Linked DNA regions of Homo sapiens: region 1 is linked to region 2. Evidence: chromatin loops called from intact Hi-C (ENCODE). Cell type or tissue: prostate gland. All regions are shown on one strand. Links, peaks and the distances in the headings refer to the core of each region. The heading gives the core; the rest is flanking DNA. Region 1 has its middle 24 kb from the start of ABCA3. Region 2 overlaps KCTD5 (potassium channel tetramerization domain containing 5).

Region 1 (8,319 bases), core at 318-8,317, 340 kb after region 2:
AGGGAGTACTGGGTGCCAAGTTTTAGGTGTTTGCTCTGTCAGGTGCAGTTAGACCCCTTTGCATGGGAGAGAGCAAGCAGATGCAAAGCAGCCACTCAGCAAGGCTCTCTCCTTCACCCTCAACAGAGGGTGACAGAGCAGAAAGTCAGCATGGCTCCCCAAGAAGAGAGGACTATGGCAGCCAGGAGTCAGGACCTGGCTTTGGGACCACATGCCAGCCCTTGGGACAAATAGGAACTCCTGGAAAAACTCCAACCTTCTGGCATTAATTTTCTGTCCTCTTATCCTGAATGACAGACAGGGAAAAGGAGATTTTCCCAGACTAGAAATGCAGATAGGGAGATTCATGAGAGGGAAAGGGAGAGGGCCAGCCAAGACCAAGAGGCCTGAAGAACAGGAACTGGGATTCTGCACCAGTGTTGCAGATGGGGCAGGGAGGATGGAATAAGAATCAAGGCAAGATCTAAAAGCATCAGTCAGAGTAAATAAAATCAAAGTGAAGCATCAGCCAATGAACAGGCCAGAAAGAGTTCAGGGATTCCCCCAAAGCAGGAACAGACTCTTTGGAGCTGCACAGACATGCAGAGAGTCCCAAGAGTGTGGATGATTATCTTCTGTTTCTTCTTCATTAAATTAAATGAGACGGATGAAATGCAAAGGATACAGTCAGTGGAGATTGTAATGGAGGCATGTTAGACATAGATCATACAATATGACATGCGTGTTGAACAGGACATGTGTTTAAAAAGATAGAATAGGGCCAAAAGTGGTGGCTCATGCCTGTAATCCCAGTAGTTTGGGAGGCCGAGGTGGGCGGATCACCTGAGGTCAGGAGTTCGAGATCAGCCTGGCCAACATGGTGAAACCCTATCTCTACTAAAAACACAAAAAATTAGCCAGGTGTGATGGTGGGCACTTGTAATCCCAGCTACTCAGGAGGCTGAGACAGGAGAATCGCTTGAACCTGGGAGGTAGAGATTGCAGTGAGCCGAGATTGTGCCATTGCACTCCAGCCTGGACAACAAGAATGAAACTCCATCTCAAAATAAAATAAAATAACCAAATAGGAGTGGTATTTGCAGGTGGAAAAGGGAAGCCGAGAAAATCTTAAACATGCATAAAGCACAGATCATGTTTCCTCCATGATGACAAATGTCACTGCTAAATTGGCCACCCACTGGTCCCTGCACTCCTTGTTCCAGTAAAATGTTTCCATCCTTCCTCCAAACAATTCAATATTGTTACAATCAAATCCATAACTACTGTTTTTACTTGCTCTAGAATGTAAGCAGTTTACTGAATGTCACATTTCTAAATGTAACTCCTTCAACCTCTTCTGAAATGCTAGTTTATGTGCTGGCAGCAAAACAAACAAAACAACAAAAGTGGCCATGCTCTTTTTTTTTTTTTGAGACGGAGTTTCGCTCTTGTTGCCCAGGCTGGAGTGCAATGGCCCAGTCTCAGTGCACCGCCACCTCTGCCTCCCAGGTTCATGCAATTCTGCCTCAGCCTCCTGAGTAGCTGGGATTACAGGCATGAGCCACCACACCCAGCTAATTTTGTATTTTTTGTAGAGATGAGGTTTCTCCATGTTTGTCAGGTCTCGAACTCCCTACCTCAGGTGATCCACCCGCCTCAGCCTCTCAAAGTGCTGAGATTACAGGCATGAGACACCGCGCCCAGCCACGGCCATGCTCTTAACACGCACAAGCTTCGGGGCTTTCTCACCAGGACTTCCCCCAACAGCAAATGGAAATTCCCGGGGTTCTTGGCGTGGATTGGGAGGGTAAAGAAAGGATGTGCACCAGCCTTCTATGTCATCTTGAAAAAATATATTCTTCCCCAGTATAAAATTCTTCTGAAAGTAACTGAAGCGCAATTGATACTTAACCTATGAAGAACAAAGAGAAAACAAATTCGGTTATGAACTCCTGAAACTCAGCAAAGGCACAGGACAGAACAAATCTGTGCTTGATGTCAGCTGTAACAGGATGAAGGATGCCCACACTGGCAGGTGTCCCCTGGGAGACCATGCTGCAACAGTGGTCTTCCCTGTGTACTCTGGAAATTCTCCGTGGTGCAAGCCTGGGAAACATACAGCCGCTCCTGAGCCCCCTTCAGGAATGGTGTGCTGCAGAACAGTTCAGAGCAAGGGCTCTGGAGCCAGACCACCCAGATTCTAACCCCAAATCTCCTACTGAATAGCCTTGACACCTTGGGCAAATTACATAAACTTCATTCCTCAGTTTCCTCATGAGTAAAATGGGGATATTAACAACGTCTACCTCATAGGCTACAGTAGGATTGAACCAGATGGTATCTGTGTTGCCTAGCATTAATAAATGCTTGAAAAACATTGTTGGTTATTTTATTAACATGTCTCTCTCCATCTACCAATAGCCCATGCAACTTCCAACAATTAATCATCAGATACACTGTACAACACAAAAGCTATACATGAGTGGTTTTCCCATCCCAGAACATAAACCAAATATTCCCATGTTTACAACATGAACTTTTCCTTAAACAAACTCACACTCATACCATATCTGAAGTCCATAAGATTATTAGTAATGACAACAATAACTAATCCTTCTGGAAAGTTATTTTGTTCCAGGCTTTGTTCTAAGCACTTTATAGGCATAAAACTCTTTTAGCCCTCACAACAATAAGGACACCGAGGCCCAGAAATGTTTTTCCAAGGTTACACAGCTGGTGAGTTGCAGGGCTGGAATGCAAGTCTGTGGAGGCTGATCTTGTAGTCTGCATCTGTCATCAGGCAGTTTAATATACGCCATCCTGTACCCTCAGGATAAAGGCTTGCTCACAACAAGCCTTCTAAAGAATTTGAAAACTGGAAGGGACCTCAAAGTCTAGGTTGTAAGACATGAAACACAGGAGCCCTTGCATATCTCCTTTGGAAATAAGATGACAAAGCTGCCACAGAGAAAAGCCGGGGGCAGGTCAGCCAACAAGACTGCAGAAGGAACACATGCTCAAGTCTCGGCAGCACAGTACAATTGTTAGAGAAAGGATGTTCTTACCGCAAGTGGCAAAGATCCATTGCTGTCATTGACGCTGTGGTCAAAAACAATTCCTGCCAATATGTAGAAAGCTTTGGGATCATCAATTATATAACGTTCAAACAAAGACACTGAAGAACAGCCTAAAACTACAGAGAGAAAAATCCCATCAGTGAGTGGCTGGTGTGAAGGCAAAGGCTACCCAGCTGCCCGCTTTCTACTTAAGGAGACTTAAGATCGACAGCTGACTGCTCCATTAACTCCAGCATTCGTTCTGCAAATACACGAGCAGAGAGAGACAGAAAATAAGGGAGGTAAGTTAAGGGACATGAATCTCATTATTTCAAGTCATAACTTTAACTGGGAAGTCTATAGTCCCAAGAACTGCTAGCAACTATCTTGGGGCATCAAGAAAGTAATGCTAAGAAGGAAGAGAATTTAAGTGCTGATCACATGATCTGAGACCTGGATCAAGCCTTGTGGTTTTTCATTAAAGAATGAGTTTTGTTCTTGTAGGAAGTTTAAGTTCACTTTTATCCTTTCAAGGCTTGTTTCTAGCCTGAGTTTTACATGTTGATTATTTTATTTTTCATTTCTAGAAGTTCTAGTTCCTTTTTTCTCCCCAAATTTGCTAGGTGACTATAATGACATGCTACCTATAAATCCTTTTACGTTGTCTTTTATTTCTTCAAACCAGCTAAACATAGGGATTTTATAACACGAGACTAATAATTCCATTATCTGGAATCTTTCCAGGTCTGTTTTTGCTGTCTGTTGTCATAGTGATAATCATCCTTGGTGTCCTGTTTCCTAGTATGTTTGCTCACTGACCTTGATACTCTTGTGGTGAGTCTTGAGATACAGAAGGAGGGTACATTATTCCAGGAAAAATATATATTTGCATCTGTCAATCTGAGTCCCACTGTCCCACTTCACAGTTCGAGGGGTTTTTCTTTTCTTCTTTCCTTCCTTCCTTTCATTCCTTCCTTTCCTTCCTTTCTTCCCTTCCCTCTGCCCTTCCTTCTTTCCTTCCTTCCTCCCTCCCTCCCCTCCTTCCCTTCCTTCTTTCTTCCCTTCCCCTCCCTCCCTCCCTCCCTTCCATCTTTCCTCCCTCCCTCCCTCTCTCCCTCCTCTCCTTCTTTCTTCCTTCCTTTTTTTTGACAGCCAAGTGATGTGAATTTGAGCTACAAATCTCAGAGCTAGGACCCTCCCTGCTGTGCTCAGTTCCAAGGCAACATTCAGGCAGTCGGGGGCATGTTTACATCCAGCACAACCTTACATTAAGTACCACCACTACAATGTAAGCATATGGGGTCCTAGATTTAAGGGGAGATAGTCTCATGATATACACCCCACCTTGAATGGGACTTAACTTTTTCTTCTTTCCCTCTGTGCCTTACAAGTCTATGAAAACGAGCATTCGATTTCCCCTAGTATGATGAATGTTTGATCAAAAGCAGTTTAGGGCCTCCACTGATCTCTTTGGGTTCTTTCCTTCATCTAGATTTTTTTTCTTTTTTTTTTGAAATGGAGTCTTGCTCTGTCTGATCTCGGCTCACTGCAACCTCCATCTCCAGAGTTCAAGTGATTCTCATGCCTCAGCCTCCCAAGTAGCTGGGATTACAAGTCGCACCACCATGCCCGGCTAATTTTTTGCATTTTTAGTAGAGACAGGGTTTTGCCGTGTTGCCCAGGCTGGTCTTGAGCTCCTGAGCTCAGGGAATCCGCCTGCCTCAGCTTCCCAAAGTGCTAGGATTACGGGCGCCACTGCACTTCAGCCTGGGCAACAGAGCGAGATTCTGTCTCAAAAAAAAAAAAAAAAGAAAGAAAGAAATTTCATAATCTCATATGTATAAGGTAACTGAATTAGAATACATAGTATTTTAGGATACCAGACAAGCATGAAGCACAACTTTCTTTTCTTTTTTTTTTTTGAGATGGAGTCTTGGCCTGTCGCCCAGGCTGAAGTGCAATGGCACGATCTCGGCTCACTGCAATCTCCACGTCCTGGGTTCAAGCCACTCTCCTGCCTCAGCCTCCCAGGGAGCTGGGACTACAGGTATGTGCCACCACGCCCGGCTAATTTTTTTGTATTTTTAGTAGAGATGAAATTTCACCATGCTGGCCAGGCTGGTCACAAACTCTTGACCTCAAGTGACCCGCCCACCTCGGCCTCCCAAAGTGCTGGGATTACAGACATGAGCTACTGCACCCGGCTGAAGCACAACTTTCAAAACAGTGATTTCCCCACATTTTACCACTGAGGGCATTTTTATTTTTTATTTTTTTAGAGACAGGGTCTCGTTCTGTTACCCAAGCTGGAGTGCAGTGGTGCAATCATAGCTCACTGTAGGTTCAAGAGATCCTCCCACCTCAGCATCCCAAGTAGCTGGGTCTACAAGCATCAACTACCATACCTGGTTAATTTTTTATTTTTTGTAGAGACAGGGTTTCACTATGTTGCCCAAGCTGGTCTCAAACTCCTGGAACTGAAAGCTTTTAAAAGAATTATCCTCACTCAGGCTGGGTGCAGTGGCTCATGCCTGTAATCCCAGCACTTTGGGAGGCCAAGACGGGCGGATGACCTGAGGTCAGGAGTTTGAGACCAGCCTGGCCAATAAGGTGAAACCCCATCTGTACTAAAAATAGAAAACTTAGCCAGGCGTGGTGGCGGGTGCCTGTAATCCCAGCTACTCAGGAGGCTGAGGCAGGAGAATTGCTTGAACCCGGGAGACGGAGGTTGCAGTGAGCCTAGATCTCACCATTGCACTCCAGCCTGGGCAACAAGAGCGAAAGTCCATCTCAAAAAAAAAAAAAAAGGAAAAGAAAAAAAAAATTATTATCCCCATTGAGTGGCACTGAAGCTTGGAGGGAAAAATCTCTATTCACTTTATGCCCTATATATTATTAGAATACTTTTACAATAGCATGTAGAGCAATTATAGTAATTTTGAAAAATTTCTCCTATAAACTACATATTTTGAAGAATGCTATCTACCTAACTACATTAATTTATTCAATAAATATTTATTGAGCACCTACTATGTGCTAGGTACTACAACAGGCACAGTGATGAACAAAACAGACATGGTTCCTATGCCCTCATGGAGGTGGAGTCTAGTGGAGAAAGGCAGACAATACACAGAAGCAAGAAAGTGAATATATATGTAAACATTTATTAAAATTCCCTTTTTGATAGAAAGTATAAAACAGGGTTCTGTGACAGAGAATAAGGCAGAGGTGAGAAACCTAAAACCGATTTAGCTGCTTTCCTAGGCATCAGTTCAGCTGAAACGTGAAGACTAAGAGGGAGCAATGCACAGGGAAGGCTGAGGGCAAAGCACTGTCAGAAGGAACACCTGCTGCAAAGGCCCTATTGGGAGAAAACCTCATGTAGCTGCTTTCTAGGAAGTAAAAGACCAACATGACCAGTGTGTGGGAGCACAATAAAGAGCCAAACTAGATAAGACTGGGAAAAAAGCAGGGTCAGAACCTGGAGAAGAGCTGGTTTTCTTTCAGGGCAATGGGAAGCCACTGAAGGGGTTTAAGCTAGAGACTAGCTGGATCCTATTGAGCTTTTGAAGATCTTTCTGCCTCCACACGGAGACTGGATTAGAATGGGACAAGAGGAGAAGCAGAGACCAGTTAACAAGTTAGAAGCTATTTCAGACCCTCTGACTCTCTGAATGCCTTCCATTTTTTATTAGAGACATATAATTGCCAATCAGACCTTTGGATTAATATGAGATAATAGGTGTCATGATAGTGAGTTAAAAACAAATACTTAACATTTAACATTTTAATTAGCCTTGAAGCCTTCTGACATATATAGACAAGACTCCATATGTTGTTTGAAATAATAAAAATATCTCATGGACAGCTTCCCCCCAACTACCACCTCATAGGCTCTTTAGAATTTGGAGACACTAGATTTAGAATCACTACTGTAAGAACTCTCGGGGAAAAACTTCAAACTGTACTTTATAAAAATGTCCTCCCGATCCTTACCCATATTTACATCTAACCTTCAAACTCAACATCAAAGATCTGTTCCACCATTTCGGTGACAGCCTTCAATGTTTCACTTATAGAAGGGATATAAACTAGTTGAAATCTATTTTTCAGGAAAATTGTAGAAGTCTGGCAACAAACTGATATCAATTGCATGGCAGCTAGTAGCAGGTCTTTTTATTGGAGCACTACTAAAACGAAGATACAATACAATGCAGAAAATAGCAATGGCATCAAGATTTCAAGGACTGCTACCAGAGTCTTCCGTTTCTAAAATAAAAACAAAAGCTAAATGTCAACCCAAAACAGAACACATGTGGTGAATGCTCTTCCATTTAGAACACTTTAATTTCTTCCAGTCTCCCTGCAAAACACACGAAAAAGAAAAACACAGAGTAAGAATTAGCTTGAAACATCTCCTTTTAGCCTTTCTGTAACTCCAATGGCCAGAAATCAGTAACAATGATGTCATCTTTAATAATTACATGACTCATTTGCAGAAAAGGGCCCCTTTCCATGTAAAGTTCTTAATTGTTCTTTAACCCGTTATTATGAACCAATTTAACTTAAACATTCAATCCCCCCCAAGGACTTATATCTTCCCACAGATAACCATACCAACTTTAAGATGAAATCCTTCCAGCGAAGAAGTTTTAACTTTCTGAACACCGTCATTTTCCTAGCTGAAGAGGAGGGCTCATCACTAGTCAGGAAACAAATGAGGGAAAATGTTATGCATAGCACAAAAGTGTTAAGAGTTACTTTTTCGTCCTTGAAAACTTTCTTCTTTGGGGCTTCCAGATCATTGTGATGGACTACTTTTCCTCCTATCATTCTAGGAATTCCTTCTAAGTCTTTTTGCTGATACTTCCTCCTCTTCCCAACCTCTAAATGCACTCCAGGGCTCAGTCTGTGCTCTCCTTAGGTGATCTCACTCAGCTCTTAGATTTGAATCCATCTATATGCTGGTGACTTCTAAATTTGTATCTCCAGCCTAGACCTTGCCTCTGACTCTAAATCCAGATACCCAACTGCCGGCTTAATACTTCCATGTGTTTCATCTAAGTTGACATGCCCAAACTGAGCTTTCTTATTCCTGTTAAAAGATTGTCCTACAGTCTTCTTCACTGTTAACGTCAGTTCCATTCTTTGAGTTATATAGGATTATTATCTTTCTTTTTTTTTTTTTTTTTTAGACGGAGTCTTGCTCTGTCACCCAGGCTGGAGCGCAGTGATGCGATCTTGGCTCACTGCAACCTCCGCTTCCTAGGTTCAAGCGATTCTC
Region 2 (8,319 bases), core at 112-8,111:
ATCTCTAGAAAAATGATCAAAAGCAGGTTTCTTCTCACAGCCAAGCTTCCTGGACATGGCAGTTCATTACATCTCGGGAAAACGTAAATCATTTCTTCAGCTGTCAATACTGTGTCCCTCACATCCTTGAGCCTCGTTCTTGCAAAATCTGAAAAACACCAAATGCATAAAATGAGGACTTGGGCTGAGGAGGTGTCCCTGACCAGGCGCCTGCTCCAGAAAACAGAGCCCACAGGCCTGGGGTTAGCTCGGGGAGCCCCGGGAACCCAGCGGCACTGGCCAGGGTCTTGGGGACTCAGCTGGCAGGCCCAGGACCTTCACCGGGGTGTCTGGCACATCTCCAGGCCCCACACAGGGAGCGCTCACTGTGCATGGCAGCCCCTCCCAGACCCACCCAAAGGCGCTGACTCTTGGGCCTCTCAGCCCACTCAGTCCTGGGCCTCAGACATGAAGCGCAACTCGGCCCGCGGGTCCCTCAGCAGTCCAGTCCCCCCTCCCCAATTAAGTCTCTCCCTCTGTTCCTCCATGCCCACTGCAGCCCCCACCCCCACCCCGACGCCCGGACCCTCCTGGAGATGCCCCTCACCCAAGCCCTCGGCCCTGCACCTCAGCCTGGCCAGCCCACCTCATGTGCTGGCCCCTCCCGACTGCCCCATGGAACAACCACCAGCCCTCAGAGGGCCCTACCCCAAGTGCAGATCACGCTGCGGGGATCCCCTCCTCATCTGTACCACGTCAGCCCTGCAGAGCCCACGGCCCCTCGGCCCCCTGCCCTCCCCACCCTCCAATCTCCTCAAAACTCTTCCTCAAGGTACCCTCCCCACTTCCCTCACCAGTGTCCAGGAACCCCCTGAGGCCACCCCCAAGTCGGCCTGGGCTCCCCTGAGGACAGGCTCAGGCGCTGGCCAATGCTGCTGAGGTGAACTCCCAAAATGAGCCATGGCAGCTCCAGAGACCAGGTGGAGGGGAAATCACCCCACGCTCCCGAGCAGAGAGCTTCGGAGCCAGCCAGCCTCACTGTGCGTGGCCCACAACAGCTGTCTCCATGTGTCACGTGAGGGCTGCCCAACACCAGGTAGGGCAGCAACGCCCACGCCCTCGCCGGGCACAGCCTCCCAGAGGTCACTGCCATGCCGCACTGACCGGAGAGAGGGCAGTGGTGAGAGGTGCATGCCACCCCAGGCTTGTTCCGAAGGCTCCTGGAGGCCACGTCCCCTGAGCTGCTCAGCCTGACTCCAATACTCCACCCCCCAACAGCTCTGCCGTTCCCAGGCGGGTGCCCCCCAGGCTCAGTGCCCTGGACCACTTCTAGCTCGAGGCTCCCACTCACTCTCCAGTGCCTCGGAGGAGCCCATCCCCCTGTGCGAGGGGCAGCACGTCCCTCCCTGGGCCAGGGTGATTCCCAAGTTTACTGGGATGTCTGGAGTTGACTTGGGGAGACAGTGCAGCCCCCAAGCCCCCACCAGCCCTGTGTAAAACTAAGTAGCGCAGCGGACAGGCCAGGAGCAGTGTGGCATCTGAGCATCCGGGAGCCCCAACAGCTCCCTCCTGATGAGGGCAGGAGACACCCTGGAGACCTGCAGCCAAAGTGCTGTCCTTCGCCCTCCCAAGGCCGGGAGCAGCACGGGCTACTCTAGACAGAGCCTGGGGTGAGACCCATCTTTTCTGGACACACTGTCTCCCTAGGCCATCTTCCACAGGAAGGTCCAACTGCAGACACCAACCAGGGGGCCCTTGAGGCTGTACCCCATGGCCAGACACCCCCACAGGCAGGCAGGCCCGGGTGGCTGAGGGGCTTGCAGGACACGGCTGGCCTGGGAGGCTTAAGCGCATCAGGGATGCCGCAGGATTTGGCAGCTGAGATAGGGGTCTGCTGTCTGCCGCACTGGTCCTGACCCCTTGGCCCTGAGCCTGTGGCCTAAGCCAGACAGGAAGGTCACCCACTAGGGCTGGCGGCACGAGTGGCACTCCCTGCCCAGCCCCCAGGAGGGGCTCTTGGGTTCACGACCACTGATGTCCACAGCCTGGCCTGGCACGGGCACCCTCCAGTCATCCCAACAAACGCCCCAACACTGCCCCTGGGCATCTGCCTCACAGCAACAGCCCCACCACCAAGACAGTGCTACTGAGGATCTACAGCTGGCATGGAGTGCGGACGGCTCTCGTCAACTACAGGCAGGGACAGACACACAGGGAGGGTCTGTGGCAAGGGTCAGCTGGGGCCATGGGGTCAAGGAGGCCACGGAGCTCACCATGACATTCACACTTAATCTGAGCCACTCCCTGGGTGCCCCTGGTCCTCGTCGTCACTCTGGCGGCGTGCAGCGCGCAGTGGGGGAGAAGACAGGCTGTCAGGACAGTGCGGGTGGGCGGGTGCCCCGGGCCCAAACCCCCACGCCCGGTGACCTTCCAGTGAGGCCACGCCACGAGGGGACACACAGGCTCAGGGGCTCTGCCACATCTCAGAGGTGGAAACCTCCACGTGTGAGGCGGCTGCATCTTGCGATCCGGGGCTGGTCCTGTCCCACCATGTGCTGAGGGGCTGAACCCTGTCCAGAGGCGCCTGGCCTCTGGCCCCACTCCTGGCAGGCGGCGCTAGCCCACAGATCTCGGCCTGATAGGAGGGCCTCTGCTGCGTGGGCTCTGTGGACCCCACTGCATTGGCCCCACTGCTGCAGGAGGGAGGGTGGGGCCCTGGGTCACAGGAGGGATCAGCCACGGGGGCAGGCGGTGGATGCACCCATCGAGCATGGCTACGCAATGGAGCCCCAACACCACCAAGGAACCCCCTCCTCAGCCGCCCAGGCACTGGGAGACCCCGGCCTCTGCCCAGGTGCCCGCCCTTGCTGATCTGAGCCTGTCTCTCTCTGTTCCTTGGGAATAAATGGCGGCCTTGAGTCTAAGCGCTCTCAGTGAGCTCTGCGAGTCCTTCTAGCAAGTTCTTGAGGGACTGGCGTGGGAAGCAGGTGTGCTCATGTGTGGACCGCCTTCACTTGCTACAGGTGCAACCCCTCCCGCCCCACCACCCAGGCTCTCCCGCCGCCGCTGACTGAAGTGGGGGACAGCTGCCCAGCAGGGCCAGGCCACACATGCTGCAGGGACACCAGCGACGAGGGCCCACAGCCCATGCGGCCCTGCGCAGCCCAGCCAGGGGTGCCCCCATCACGGTCCTCCAGCTCTGGCCCCCGCAATCCCCCACGGCCTCCTGAGGCTCTGGCCTGAGCTCTGCCTCCTGGGGCACTGCTGACACCACCCCCATCAAGAAGCCGCCATAGCTGCCCCACTTCAGAGCAGGTATTTTTGGAAAATGAAATAGGGCCACATTCTCAACCACAAAGGGATTTGGGGTCATGCCTGGAGCTTCCTCACAGTACAGAGCGTGTCCTTTCTGCAGCTGCCAAGCCACCTGAGGGATAGGAGCCCAGGGGAGCTTGGTTATAAAAACTCAGCTCAGAAATAAAAAACTTCTAAAAATAAAACCATTTAGAAAAGAGCCCTACGATTGCTCCAAGAGGAAGAGAAGTGCCTCCTTGTGACTGAGCTGGGGCTCTCAGGGAGCCAGGGGTCGCCTCCTAGATCCGAGACTCAAATGGAAGAGCATCTCCGAGCCTGGCGGTGGAACCCCAGCTTCCACCCCGGCTGTCCCACACCAGGGCCTGCCCCAGCCTACACTGCCTCGGCCTCGAGGAACGGCAGTGGAGCAGGACTGGCCTCTGCCCACAGCAAGAGCACAACGGGTGGCCAGCGAGGGAGGCTCTGGGCCAGGACAGTCGCCTGAGGTGGAAAGGCTGCCGTGAGCTGGCCGCAGGCCTCCGAGAGACATGCTTGGCGGCCCCACCCCTCTGTTCCCAAGGGCATACCTCCAAAGGCCTACTCGGAGAGGCTCACGGGGACAGTCCTGGGCTGCTGGTGGCCGGCCAGAGGCCCCCAGCCAAGAGTCTGCGGTTGCCCAGGTGTCCCTGGTTTAATGCCACCAGTTAAAAGCCTTCCGGTTCTGGCCTCTCATGGCACCCACTCAACACCCTTTGCCAATGCCCCGAGCCTTCGCCCCAGGCTGGCTCCCCACAGAGCCCGCCCCACCACCCAGGCTCTCCCAGACCCACGCAGACCCCAGCCAAGAGCTCTCCAGCCACCACCTGGCTCTGAGGTCCGGGAGTCCTGCCAGGTGCAGCTGGCCCAGGCCAAGGTCAGATTCTGCTTGGATGGACGCATTTGTCCATCTTGGAGCCTCAACCTTAAGAACGTGCTTAGAGGAAATGCCACCAGAATGGGTCACCTGTGGGCAGGGCCACAGGGCCAACCTGAAAGCAAACGAGGCAGGGGTCCCTGCATTTCACCCCAGCTGCCTGCCCCGCAGAAAACAGAAGGGCCTGAGCCCCCGCAGAGTCTGCGCCGGTGCTGCCAGGCTGGGTGCCGCAAAGGGCCTACTCTGTGCAGCCTGAGAATCCCAGGGCCTGCAGGACACCCTCCTCTCGACAAAGATGAGGCCCACGTAGTGGCTGAGCCAGGGTACCCACCCCTGCACTCAGGGATGGCCCAGACCCCCACCACGACAACTGGACCCCCATGTCCCTGCACTCAGGGATGGCCCAGACCCCTATGACAGCCAGGCCTCAGCATCCCAAGTCCTCACTCACACAGCAGAGGCTGGGCCCGGGGAACAGAGGACCCTGGGTCCCCTGAGACACAGCCCTCAGTGGCATTCCTAAGAGCATGGCCCCTGCAGCAGGCCTGGGGCCCCTTCCAGGAGCAGCTCTGCATGCAGGCTGGGAGGCCGCAGGGGCTTACTGGGAGCCTGTGTCGAGAGAACCTGTCCCACGGGAGACCGTGTGTCCAAGAAGTCAGCAAGGCCACCAGGGGCGGACACCGGGAGCTTGATGAGAATGGCAGAAAAGGAGGAAGGTCTGAGAGGGCAAGAGCCTTCCCCACCCAAGACTGCCCCAGGCCAGGGCCGGCCCAGCACTCACCTTGGCCTTCTCGCTGGGCTCGCTGGCCGTACCGTACGGGGTGTTGTGCAGCTCCTTGGACACCACACAGAGGAACTCGGCTTGGTCTTCGTTCCCATAGTTGTAAGAGGAGCCGATGCTGACCAACTGCAAGGAGACATAGCCTGAGACGCAGCCCAGTGAAGCCTGAGAGACCCAGCCAGGCTGACATGACCAGCCTCAGGACGCGCCTGCCACCGCGAAAGCCACAGCAAAGACTGCCGACGCTTCAGGAAATGGATGGAAAACAAATCCCCGGAACACCTGCACGAGCACACGGGGCGGCACCCCACGCCGTGGCATGGCATGGGGCGAGCTCTTCCTCTGTGAGGACCCTGAGCTTTCCTTGGCGCTTCCAGCTGGGCCAAAAGGGGCTGCTGCCCCAGGGGGACGGAGCACAGACGGGTCCCTGAGCTGGGGCGGAGGGAGGGGGGCAGCGGGAGGAGAGTGGAGGGCGGCTCTGAAAACCTGGAGGGAAGAGCCTGGGACCAGCTGACTGGACCGAAAGCCGCTGGAGGAGCTGTGCTGTCCAGGAGTTCGGCCAGGGCGGGTCTGCTGCAGCCTGCTGGCCACACCCTTAGGCCACTCCAACCTGCCTCCCTCCGGGTCACCAGGCAGGCCAGGCCAATGCAGGTCCAGGGCCAACCTGTCTCTCTGGCCAGGCATCTGGCCCATGGCTGGCTACCCTGGGCCACCAGGCACTTCTGTGCTTTTAAAGGGAAAATTAAAAGGCAATACGCAAATCACAATAAGCATGACAGCAGCAGATGACCAAGCCAAAAAGCAGCTGGACGAGGCTCACACTTTGGCCTCTCTAAGACCTGCGCAGTTGGACCAACGGCCGGGAGAGCAGCCCGCAGCTACCTGCTGCTCCTGTATAGCTGGCGGCTGACCCAGTGGGCAGCAGTGGACCCAGCCCAGTGAGGCGGCCACAGGGGTGCCGGCATGGGCCCAAGCAGCTAAGGGTACCCCTGGGAGCACTCACGGCCATGCCCCCCGGAGCCCCTGTGTCCTCACAGCCACTTCCAAGCCCTGCTTGCAATCCCCTGCTGACCACTGGGGACCCTGGGTCCGGTCTGGCCACCTCCCAGCACCCCGCAGGGTCCCACCCCACAGCCGGGACAGCTGGTCAGCCCAGCGGCTTCCCTACATGAACTGGGAGAAGGGGTCCCCAAGGGATGAAGCGTGCCAAGCAGGTCGTAATCAAGGAAGGGGGAGGACACCCGTTCTTTGCAATGGGTTTGGAATCCACCCAGAAGTGCTAAGGTCGAAGACCTGAAGCTGCCCCGGGAGGCAGGTGCCCACCACGGGCAGGAGACATTGTTCCCTCCCAGCCAGAAGTCACAAGACGGTGGCAGAAGAGCACAGGTGCCACATGGGGACAGCCCTGTTCGCGGACCCCGAGCTGCTGACACGGCTTCCCAGGGCCCCAGCCCCACCAAGGGACAACTGGGAGGTGGGGCTCGCCCAGCAGCAAAGATTTCTGTTCCCGTGGGAGGCTCTGGCACGATTCTGATGAGGTGCAGGGCAGGGACCAAGCAGCTGGTCAGCAGCCCTGTCAGCACAGAGACCCAGAGTCACCCCGGCCCCCGGCCTAGGGGTCCAGGGTGGACGGTGGGACACAAATGTTTTTAGTGACATTTTAAGGGGGGGGGGGCTCCAAGTACCCTACAATGTGATCTATTATTTTGAAAGACTCCAAGGAAAAGGTAGCTTTCATTCAGAGGGACACTGGCTGAGCCTGTCACTCCCACAACCTGGCAGGCGCACTGGGCCATGGACAGAACCTGCCCCAGACAGAAGCAAGTGACAGAGGAAACTCAGGACAGGGAGGGCTGGGTGAGGTCACTGTCCCCACCCTCAGTGTCTGTCTAGCACCAGGAACAGTGGCAGCCAGGTCGTGGGCAAGGGCCCCCCGGTCAGAGGCCATGCCTCACGTGTCCTGAGGTCCCCGATGACAAGCCACAATGCCATGGCACAGTGGCCCATGCAGCACTCAGGTGGCTTCCGTGGAAGCTGCTGAAGAAGGCATGCCCTGCACAGACCCATCAGACCCCACCCGCCGCAGCTTGCCAAAACCAGAGAGAAGGCAACGAGGGCCTGGCAGCACCTTCCAGCATGGGCGGGAAGGGGAGGCAGCCTGGGAAAGGCGTCAGGGCCTCCATATGCTCCGATGGAGTGAGCTGTGGGGGACGGGGATTGCGCTGGATAGTGGGCTGGCCAGGAGGCTCTGGGGACGCCAGTCCCCTCCCTCACACAGAGGTGCCAGATGATGCGAAGAAAGCGCAGCGCTGGGAAGAAGAGGCAGGCCAGGGAGGAGGGGAAGGTGCGGGGCAGAGCCTGAGACACCTCTGCCCACCCCACCCGAACTCCCAAGGCTCCTCCAGTGGAAACAGGGCACAGGTCGCTGCCGTGAGCACCCCCAGAACTGCAGGAAGACGCCAGCAGCAAAGTCTGCATTTCCAGGAGCACTGAGCCCTGAGCCATTGTGAGCACAAGTTCAGCTGCAGCATGGCTGCCACCAGGCTGGCCAGGGCCCCTCACCTGCTCGAACTTCCAGCCGTCGGACATGGTGGACACCATCTGCGTGAGCTCCTCCTCCTGGCACTGCAGCACACGGTACACATGCTTCACAGGCACCTGCAAGGACAATGGGCACAGGTAAGGGCGGGCCACCCATGTCCCACTGCTGCCTGTGGCCCCAGCCCAGGTGACCCAGGGAGGCTGAGGTCCACTCTGCAGTTCTCAGCACAGGGCACGAGGCCCAAAGCAATCCTGAGCACATCCACAAAAGCAAAACACGCGGCCCGAACAGCTGCTGTTTTCTGCTTCCTCGTTCGCCTCCAAAAATATTTCTATTTCTAAGTTCCAAAATAAAATGAGTCATGTTCCTGAAATCCCAAGAGCACCTGTGGCTCGACATGACGACACGAGAGCGTCCACGTCTGCTCCGCACGCAGCAACCGTGCAGCCCTGAATTCATCGGTCGGGAAAGGCTCTGGCAAGCAGGGCCCTGAGAGCCAGTGCCAGACGAAGCTCGCTCCCAGCTACCAGAAAAAGGCTCTTGAACTTGCGCGGCAGCCTGGACTTGGGCCTCCCGAAGGCTGAGCTGCTTCCTAAAACTCCATCCACCTCCTAATCCCCCACCTGCCTGGCACGCTTGCTGTGCCCCTCCAGGCAGCTGTGGTCCTGGGAGTGATGGTGAGCCACCAGGGCCGCCCGCCTGCATGGAGCTGCTCCCCAGTGGGCGGGGTGGCCCCACATCCTGGACAGTCACTACGGAGGACTCAGGCTGCAGACGGGGCTGGACGGAAACGCAGCAGTGAGAAGGGGT

The links. Peaks named below come from ENCODE experiments on the same cell type or tissue, not always from the same donor. Only the 100,000 strongest peaks of a DNase experiment are listed, where the experiment ranks them.
Region 1: a loop joins it to region 2, with 3 times the contacts of the local background. A loop is called at or near these places in 1 of 110 quality-filtered maps.

Annotation. Positions count from the first base shown.
Region 1 is chr16:2,360,534-2,368,852 of GRCh38, reverse strand. It overlaps the pseudogene ABCA17P. Among named protein-coding and RNA genes, the nearest start is that of ABCA3, 24 kb to the right of the region's middle. RefSeq lists an enhancer at 1,579-1,928. In prostate gland, for the core only: no CTCF peak of the experiment used is centred there; no DNase peak of the experiment used is centred there.
Region 2 is chr16:2,699,127-2,707,445 of GRCh38, reverse strand. KCTD5 (potassium channel tetramerization domain containing 5) reads right to left here. Exons shown (of 6, transcript NM_018992.4): 4 at 7,530-7,625; 5 at 4,968-5,093; 6 at 1-148. The coding sequence ends at 119. Among named protein-coding and RNA genes, the nearest start is that of PRSS27, 17 kb to the left of the region's middle. In prostate gland, for the core only: no CTCF peak of the experiment used is centred there; a DNase peak (open chromatin) is centred at 3,865.